2 separate regions of the Homo sapiens genome follow, and region 2 is linked to region 1. The links are chromatin contacts, found by Hi-C or POLR2A ChIA-PET in ENCODE. All regions are on one chromosome and are shown on one strand. The core of a region is the stretch at or near the end of the contact, and the rest is flanking DNA. Distances in the headings are between cores, read along the strand shown. Region 1 has its middle 15 kb from the start of GLYATL1. Region 2 holds the start of FAM111B (FAM111 trypsin like peptidase B).

Region 1 (4,648 bases), core at 1,674-4,173:
TTACACATATTCAAGCCCACAGCTCACTGCCTGGCCCATTGGCTTATGTCAATGAACGAGCAGACCTTCAGGTGATGACATCACTGCTAGGCCTAGCCACCCAATCGCATCAATTTTTCCACCAAAATTGGAGAAACTTATCTAAACAATTTCAACTTACTCAGAGGCTGGCTACAACAATTATCCTACAATGTCCAGATTGCCAGCTCACAGGCACGTCCCCTCCTTCAACAAGTGTTAACCCTAGAGGATTGGAACCTAAGCAGTTATGGCAAACATATTACACACATGCCTAAATTTGGAAAACTAAGATATGTGTGTGTATCCATTGATAATAACACTCATTTAATTAATGCACATGCTCTGCCTGTAGAGTCTACTCAAGATGTCATTAAACATCTTTTAACTTTTGCATTTATAGGATAGCCCACAAAGATTAAAGCTGATAATGGACCAGCTTATGCCAGCTGACAATTTCAACAATTTTATCACACGTGGAATATTCAACATTCCACAGGCATCCCATATAACTCCAAAGGTCAAGCAATAGTAAAAAATCAGAAAAAGGGGAATATAGGTAAAGACCCTGCAACACTACTGGCACAAACCTTGTTTACCCATAATTTTCTAAATTCAGATGACAAATTTCAATCAGCTGTAGAAAAACACTTTGCTAAAACCTCTCAAGGCATAAAACCAGCAGTTTTATGGAAAAATGTGAACAGTAATAAATGGTGTGGTCCAAATAAATTATTAACATGAGAAAGAATGTGTGCATATGTCCACCCCTAGAAAGAGAAATAAAGGGAAAGAATGATTTAAAAAGAAACTAGAAGAAACAGATCAGAAAGAGACACAAAAAGAAAGACTAAGGAAAGAAAGTGGGAAGAAGGAAAAGGAAATATTTAAAAAGTTATTAATATAAGAATGCACCCTTAGTAAGGAAGATTACAAAACAGAGTTAAAAAGTTAAGGCATGTCAAAAATTGTCTGTGAAAGTCGTGAAGAATGTTATAAAAGGGATTCATGCAGGAAATGTATAATTTTTGTTTTGAAAGTCTAAGCAAGTTGTAAAATGTTAATTGTAAAAAATTCTATATGTAAACATATTGGCTAAATTTAAAAAAGTATCCAGTTTTTTTCTGTAAACTAGACATTAAAATGAAGCACAAGTTTTTCTTGAAGTACTATCCTGCTCTTTAAAGATTATAAAGATCTCTTAGCACAGGTACCACCCCTAGAATTTCCAGTACACCAGCACCAGCCTGGAGACTGTATCCTCATCCAAGGATGGAAAGAAAAAAAACTCAAGCCAGCCTAGGAAAAACCCTAAGGACCCACAGCCTCAACAATGTGGCTTCCAGGAACAGCACAGGCCTCACACATTATGCTAAGGAAGCAGAAGGCTAAGCCAAATAATTTACTCATTTTTAATTCTCTCACTTTGCCTATTACCTATACCTGCTACACTCTATTAAGCTCATCTTCTGAATCTGCCTTTTGTCAGCCCTTTTACTTAAACAAATACTCCCTTTCCAGCTTCTAATGACATAACTGCTTGGCTGGAAGGAGTTAACATACCCTCAGTGGGGTTCCTTAGCAACAGTACTCACCAAACTAAGATGCCAGGTAACACTACCGGTCACTCTTAGACTGGAAACAAATGTTGCTAATTGTACTCATAATTGTCTTGTATTATTTGCTAATTCTAGGATGCAAAGCCGGAATAAGAGCAGTGACCACCTCACCTGACAATCCTATGGCTGTACATATCTGCAATCTGAAATCAAAAAGACATGATACCGAAAACAAAAACGGGGAAATGTTGGGATTCACTCAGAATGGTGCCAGAAATATTAAAGGGAAACATTAGGGAAAGCAACAGGGAATAGTTTACAAACCTTTTTGGAAGGCCAAAATGTTACATAGCTTGTAATAATTAAACAGGCTGAAGGCAGCTGGTTCTTACCTTAGAGCATTAGGTCATAGGGTAAATACTAGGGACAATAGAGGCTTCCCCGGTTAAGTCTGATTACCCTACCTCCACTAACTAATCTTTGAGCCAGATGGCCCTCTCAGGGTGAGATTGACCAAAGATATTGCCCCCTAATGGAATTTACTTTAAACCATGGTACCTGAGTTTTAATCGTTAGTAGAACTACAATCAACCATGTTAATTATCCATAAGTGTGTTTATTCAAAGCTTCTGTTGTTAATTCTATACAAAATAAATGCCTGGAGTGCAAGCTGCTCAGGGCCAGCCACAGTGACAAACCTCTCTTGGTGTGCAGGCGGTCGGACACTCAGCAGGACTGGCAAAACAGAGTATCAGTGTCTCAGCGTACGAGTTATTCATAGGTCGTTTGGGTCAGGGTCTGTGGACAGACCCCACAGCTAATGCCATCTTGTGAGAAGCAATACCTCACTGGATGTTTTGGCCAGTGAAATTAAAAAAAGAGAAAGAAATAAAAGGGCTTCTGGATAAGAAAGAAATTAGTACAATTATCTTAATTCACAGGTGACAGGTAATCTATGTAGAAAACTCTGACAAGATATGCCAGACTTTTGTCTTAAAATATATTGTAAGAATTTAAACAAGACCTGGCTGCCTTCCCCACTTCAGGTTCTCCTGAGTCATCAAAGACAGCCTTGAGGAGCCTCCTGGGAGCCAAGGGGAGGGGCAGGCTGGCAAGGAGAGGGATGCCCCAGATCTGAAGGAGTGAGGCAGAACAGGATCTGGAGGCAGGGAACCTAAGGATGATTCACACTCACTTCCTAGAACTCAATCAAAAGGAAAATCCCACCTCTCCACAATCAAGTAACAAAAGGATCAGAGGTTACTCCCTTTGCAAATCATGCCACCAATTCCCGCTTTCCACTGCATTGCAGATGAAAAAGGGAAAGTACCTCTGTTTGGTCCCCTCCCGCAACCATTCAAACTGGTTGCGGGCCACTACTTCATTTCCGTAAGGTGTAAACAAAGTAACCAATGAGAAACCTCTAGAGGGCGTTTAAACCCCAGACTATCTGGCTCATTCAGAAAAGCAGGCAGCTCCCCTGTGACTTTACCCAAAGTCATTCAAAGCAATTGCACGTAGTTTGTTTTCCCTCTAGAGTGAGAAAGAAGGAAGGAAGTTTACAATTCTACGTGCATCTCACATTGAGATGTTCACCTGATTCTATCACTGCCTCAGAGACCTGGTAAAAATCCTGGGGATTGACAAATGGAGAAATGGATGCCCAAGTTCAGAAGGGATTCGGTCTGAAGCAAAAGTCTGAGCAAGTGTGCTGTGCCATAACTGGGAGGAAATAGGAAGAAAATTATTGAGACCCACCCCATTAGAATGCACGTTAAAAAATTTTAAGAAAGGCTATGTGAGGAATTATGGAGTCAAGGTAACCCCTCAGATGTTAAGAACTCTCTGTGAAATAGTATGACTCTCTTTTAGTGTTGGCTGGCTGGCTGAAGGCACTATAGATAGGGAAACAATTGGCCATGTATTTAAGGTGATGACCACGGTTGGAGGACAGTCAGGGCATCCAGACAAATTCTCCTATATCGATTTATGGCTAAATAGAATTCAAATTCAACCAGCATGGCTGCAAACCTGTCTGGCAGCATACTGTAAAATGCTTGTAGCTCAAGCCAAACCCAAAGTGAAAGAAAAATCAACGGCATAGGAAGGTAAAGAGACAAAGGCAAAGTCACAGGAAAGGCAAGAAAAGCCAGTTTTGCAGTCACCTCACGTGTTCCAATCTACCACCCTTTACCAAGGCTAACTTCCCCTGAGGAGTCAAGCTCAAATGGATACATGTCCCCAGTCTCACCGGAGAGGGAGGAATTGGAGCTTCAGGAAGTTAAAGGAGAAGGCCCAGAACATCAGGCAGGCCATCTCTGGTCTGGCTGCACCTGAGTTATGCAAATGCCTCTCAGGGAAAGAAGAGGACCCACCTATTATAATGAGCATGGCCACATCCAGGGAGGAGAACAAACCTTCATTTACCAGTTTTTTTGAACCACTGGTCTCCTAAACTGGTAGCATCATACTCCCTCTGACACAGAGAAGCCCTAGGCCCTTATAGATGTAATGCAGTTTATCTTCCTAACGCACCATCCAACTGGGCCAGACTGAAACAGCTCAACCTGATGCTATTTAACACTGAGGAGCGCCAGAGAGTAACCCAGGCAGCCCTCCATTGGCCAGAAGCCAATGCACCTGCAGGCACAGTTGATGCCCAGGCATATACACAGGGCCAATTTCTTGAAGAGGATCACCACTGGGATCCAAATGATGCAACCCAGTTTCAGCACCCACAGAGCTAACAAGAGACAATCCTGCAAGGGTTAAGAGATGACAGGAAAAAGGCAATCAATGTGGGGAAAATCTCAGAGCTGCTACTATGTGCAGATGAGAGGCCCATACAGTTTTATGACTCTGTGAGGCATTCCAGTTATACACTCCATTTAACCCTGAGGCTGCTGAAAATCAGCGCGTGGTGAATATGGCATTCGTAGGGCAGACCAGGGAGATATCAAGTGGAAATTGCTGAAGTTAGAAGGCTTTGCAGGCATGAATGCTACTCAGCTTATTGAAGTGGCTATCAAGGTGTACATTAACTGAGATCAGAAGGCAAAGAAGGAGGCTGA
Region 2 (4,754 bases), core at 1,032-3,531, 180 kb before region 1:
ATCTATGAAATAACCACTTTCAAACACTGGAGATCAGGTGGTGTGGGACCTCATCTCTGATATCTGAGAAGAAAATCATATGAGGTAAGCCCTATGGCTATTTAGCTTACTGTATGGAGTTTCCAAGGCATATCTTAGGAAGGAGAAACAGGCAGAGTCTAGTAGTTTCCCTGATTTGAGAAGACAAGCAAGGAGTTTTGGGAGGCCAAGATGACTGGAGCTTGTATGACAGAGTACTAGGGAGAAGACAGCCACAGGAGCACACAGTATGAGAGATCTGCAGTGGGTATCCCTTGAGATTTCAGCTTGGTCAATGCATGAGTGGAACGAAACTGTTGAAAAGGAACAGGAAAAGAAGTACCCAAAAGAAGCAGATGTAACAATTTCTGAGGCTCATACAGGACTGTGTATAATTTCAATTCCCAAAAATCCGACTAGAAAACTTCATAATTCATGAAGTATCAGGGAGACTACTCTGCAAGGTATTTCTTCCGCAGTAGGACAAAATTAGCCCTAGTTCTGCTCCCACCTAATAAATAAAAGCAAGCTTCGAAAGTATAAAATGGTTTCCATGTAAAATATGAACATACTAGAACAAAGCTCAAGAATATTGATAGGAATGTAAAAATTTCTGGCACCCAAAGTTGTGAAATTAACAAAGCTTGATATCTAATAAAAAAATCAGCAGGCACTTAAAAAGTGGATAAATATGACCCATAATGACTAGAAATATCAGTGAATAGAGACAGGTCCAGAAGTGAGAGAGAAGATAGAACTAGCAGTCAGAAACATTAAAAGTCATTACCTTGAATTTCTGGCCAAAATGGAGTAACAGGGACTGGATTTCCCCCTAGTATGAAAACAAAACAAAACAAAAAAGAGCAAAACATATGAAACAATGGTTTGCAAGGAACTGGACATTATGCAATTAAGGACAGTGACAATTGAAATGTATCCTATAATCCACTTTAGCAGACTACCTTGAGGAATTCCAGGCCAGTGTGGCAAGGAAGGGCAGCAAGACAAAACCAGTAGGAATTCCAGATTTAAGGAGACAAAGCTGAGAGACTAAGGTGACAAGAGGTCACAGGCCAAAGACATGGTGGGAGACCTGCACAGAGAGGGAACTCTGGATATATGAAGAGGGTTCCCCTAAAGCATTCAGCTGTGTACTGATCAGAGCAGCAGCTGAGAAAACTTTCCAAGGCCAGGAAAGAACCACCCTAAAACTGTCATAGTCTAACTTTCCACCAACCCTCTCCCTGTAACCCTTTTAGGGATCCCCATTTCCTCATTTCTAGATTAAGGACTTTGGCTCAGATGAAACTTTTATTGTTCGTGTGAATTGGTTCCTCTAAGCTTTTTAAAAAGGATTCCAGATCCCACCCTCACAGACTCTGATTCAGTATGTCGGGGTGTGGCTATGGAATCTGCATTTTTACCTGCCTCACTCCACAACCCCCGCCTCAAAGGCGCACCAAGTTCTTTGAACAGCTGCCTCTGTCACCGCAGGATGACCTCAATGCTTTCCTAAAGCCCCAGAACCTATGAAGGTAACCTGTGCTTGAAGCTGTGCTTGCTTACAGAAACAGAGACTGGATGTCAGTAACCACCGTGCTACAAGATGGGAAACGAACTTAGAAGCGCTACCCTAACCTGAATCCTTGCTGATTACCATACCTCAATCTGTGCCTCGGGGAGAAACGCAGCTTGCTAGGCACATGTAGTGTTGGGTGGCAACAGAAAATAGGAGACTGCCACACTCAGCTGTTTCTGGAAAGCCCCGTCTCTTTCCAGAAATCCTTGCTTTCCAACTACCTGCCCTAAAAGACCTTAAGAAGCACCCTCACACTACACTCCAGGCACTTTGAGCAGGAGCTCTCCTACTCCATTCCTTGATCAGTGAATAGTTTCTGCTCTGCTTAACCGAACCTGGTCTCCTTCTATGGGCGCGAACGGCACCGGGCAGGGAAAGGACCCACCAGGGTCAAACGACCCTCTCGAGATTCAGGAACACCCAGATGATCTCTAAGTATCTCTTCAGGAGTACAACTCTTGGCCTTTGAAGCTGAGACAGGGGGAAGGGAATTACAACGGGCGGCTGCCCAGCTCCCCATCCAAAACCCCCTTGACTTTGGGCTGAGGTCCTTCTGCCTACTGCCCTTGTCAGCCATCCCCCTAAGAACTCCAGGTCCGACCCGGGAAAAGAAAAACCACTCACAGAACCGGAGAGTCTGTCCACACGGTGCAAGTGCCCGTCAGTGCCCGCCGCTCTGGATTTGCAGGTGCTGGAAAGACTGCTCTTTTATATCTCTCAGCTGAACTTTTCCCGCCTAGAAGGGCTCGCCCGTGCGCGGCAGGAGCCTGGGAACTGACACTCTCGCTGGCCAATGGACGAAGAGTCTCTGGAGGCTGTTTTTCTCTCATTGGATGTAAATGACTCATCTCTCATCCACTGTGGAAGCCAATTATCATCACTCCAGACAGTGATTGAAGGGAAGGACCGGATGAGCGCGCAGCGCGCGCAGGTGGGTCTGAAGGCCGGGCCGAGGGTACTGCGCGCCAACCCGCCCACCCTCCCTATTTGTCTGGATGACCCTTCCCGGTCTCAGTGATCCCCTCCCCGGCACCACTCAGTCCACGGCCAGTTCCCGTGTCCCAGGATAAACTAAGCAATCACCGCCCTGCTCTTTCCCGCTCATGGGCGTCCCCTGTCTCCCAGTGGAGGCTAGGGAGGAGCTGCGCGGTAGCTGGGCGGAGTGGGAGGTGCCTGGAGGTTTCGCGCTTTCTCCGACTTTTGATTGCCAGCGCGCTGGCGGGAGCCGCGCGCTGGCGGCAGCTGCAGGGCGAATAGCCCGCCAAGTTGCTTAGGTGTGTGGCAGTTGCTGCCTTTCTGCAGCGGCGGGGTGGGCGACGGTGGCGGGATGAGCATCCAGGCGGGATCCTTTGGCGGCAGCAGCAGAGAGAGCTCCACCCGGATAATGCAGAGGCCCAGGCTCCAGCGGACTTCAAGTCCCAGAGCAGGCTGCACCCGCGTCTGCGTGAAATCTAAAGGGACTTGGCCTGATCACAAATGAGCTAACTTCGCGGCGGGGCTGGCGAACACAGACAATGCCAGCCTGGAGGAGGCAGTGGCCAGCACTGCTTAGGCCTCGTTCCCAGGACGCGCATTACTGAGTGCTGTACTTTACCCTTTGGATGAAGGCTCCAGAGTACGACCTCCCCAAACTGATATCAAAGAAGTGCTTTGCATGGGGCTTGAGAAAACATCTTACTGTTTAAGAAAAGAACGTCTTACTGTCTGAGAAGCTGAATAGAATGAGATGCCATCAGTATTGGGTGTTATTTTTCAGAAGTTGCTCAAAGAAGGAGAGAAGATGGTTAAGTGGGGATGGAGACAATTATTTTGTAACTCATAGAAGGACAGATGTTTATGTAACAGTTGATAGTTTTGGTGGAATAATCATGAGCATGTTTCTGAAATTAATATAAAATATACAGAGACCCCTAAAATCACTGCTTAAATTACACGGGTCTTGAGGTGTTCGGAAAGAGCAAACTTTGGAAGTATAATTGTAAAAATAATGTCATACAGACAAAGAGAAGAGAAAACTTAACGACAGCTTTCTTAAATCGCTGTTATTCTTGAATCATCTGAAAGCAGTACACGTGCCTGGCACCAATATACATCAGAGAGTAAATCATTGCACAAGGAGACTTGATCTTCTTTTTTTGTAGAATCTGGAGGAAACAAATCTATGAAAAGCAAGAGATGGTAGAGAATGGTGTTGTCGAAATTGCCTGACATCATTGGAGATAGAGAATTTGCCCTGGTAAAAGGTGCTCCTCAGGGAGGAGCATCTGCACATTCCATTAGCATAAAGCCCCTGGTGGGCCATATGAAGAAGTCTGGATTTTGCTATAAATGTGAAATTTATTTTAAATGGAGGATTTGAAGCAGGGGGGTAATATACCCTGACATATTTTAAAAAATCACCCTAGCAGCGTTTGTGCGGGGTAAAGACTCTGGGAGGACAAGAAGAGATGTGGAAGGGAGAAGGCAGCTAAGAGTCTGTCCCAGGATTGCAAAGATGTTGGAGCCCGACCTCAGATGGTAATGGTGGAAGTGTTAGAAATGGCTGGATTCCACATTTATTTTGAAGGGCCAGCCCTTGGAATTTGCTTATGGATGTTCCATAAATAAGAGAAACAGAGGGCTCAATGACGATTCCTGGGCTTTTGACTTGAGCAACTAGAAGGATGGGGAAGTCTGAGGACAGAGATGCTGTGTGTGTCAGGAGTGGGGTGTGTGTGTGTGTGTGTGTGTAAAATTCTACTTTTGACATGTCGAATTGGAGATGCTAATCCACTCCAACTGAAAAATAAGGAGGGAAGTGGACATTCAACACATGATGACAGGAAGACAGGGAAGCTGGGACTTATGATGGTAACAATGTTGGCCATTAACTGAGAATTTTTTTTTTTTTTGACACAGAGTCTTGCTCTATTGCTCAGGCTGGAGTGCAGTGGCATGATGTCGGTTCACTGCAACCTCCACCTCCTGTGTTCAAGCGATTCTCATACCTCAGCCTCCTGAGCAGCTGGGATTACAGGAGCCTGCCACCATGCCCAGCTAACTTTTGTTTTTCTAGTGGAGATGGGGTTTCATCATGTTGGCCAGGCTGGGGTCGAACTCCTGGCCTCAGGTGCTCTGCCTGCCTCAGCCTCCCAAAGTACTGGGATTACAGATGTAA

What was found. Hi-C counts contacts between places; a loop is a spot of excess contacts on that map. ChIA-PET counts read pairs that join two places held with the same protein, here RNA polymerase II (POLR2A). Pooled maps may share reads with other maps.
Region 2: a pooled map shows a loop between it and region 1 (8-fold over the local background). The contact joins the promoter of FAM111B here to the enhancer-like site in region 1. A Hi-C loop is called at or near these places in 7 of 50 pooled maps. POLR2A ChIA-PET finds 5 or more read pairs at or near these places in 5 of 52 experiments (Caco-2, H1 and WTC11).

What each region holds. Positions count from the first base shown.
Region 1 is chr11:58,921,740-58,926,387 of GRCh38, reverse strand. It overlaps a transcript of GLYATL1 not described here. Among named protein-coding and RNA genes, the nearest start is that of GLYATL1, 15 kb to the left of the region's middle. Within about 2 kb of position 2,923, at least 2 of the 41 ENCODE cell types and tissues checked have a DNase peak (open chromatin) inside an H3K27ac peak, as active enhancers do.
Region 2 is chr11:59,104,764-59,109,517 of GRCh38, reverse strand. It overlaps FAM111B (FAM111 trypsin like peptidase B), which reads right to left and starts at 2,281. Exons shown (of 4, transcript NM_198947.4): 1 at 2,222-2,281; 2 at 806-850. LOC105369315 (a long non-coding RNA gene) reads left to right here and starts at 2,793. Exons shown (of 3, transcript XR_007062680.1): 1 at 2,793-4,754. RefSeq lists enhancers at 1,113-1,162, 2,303-2,392.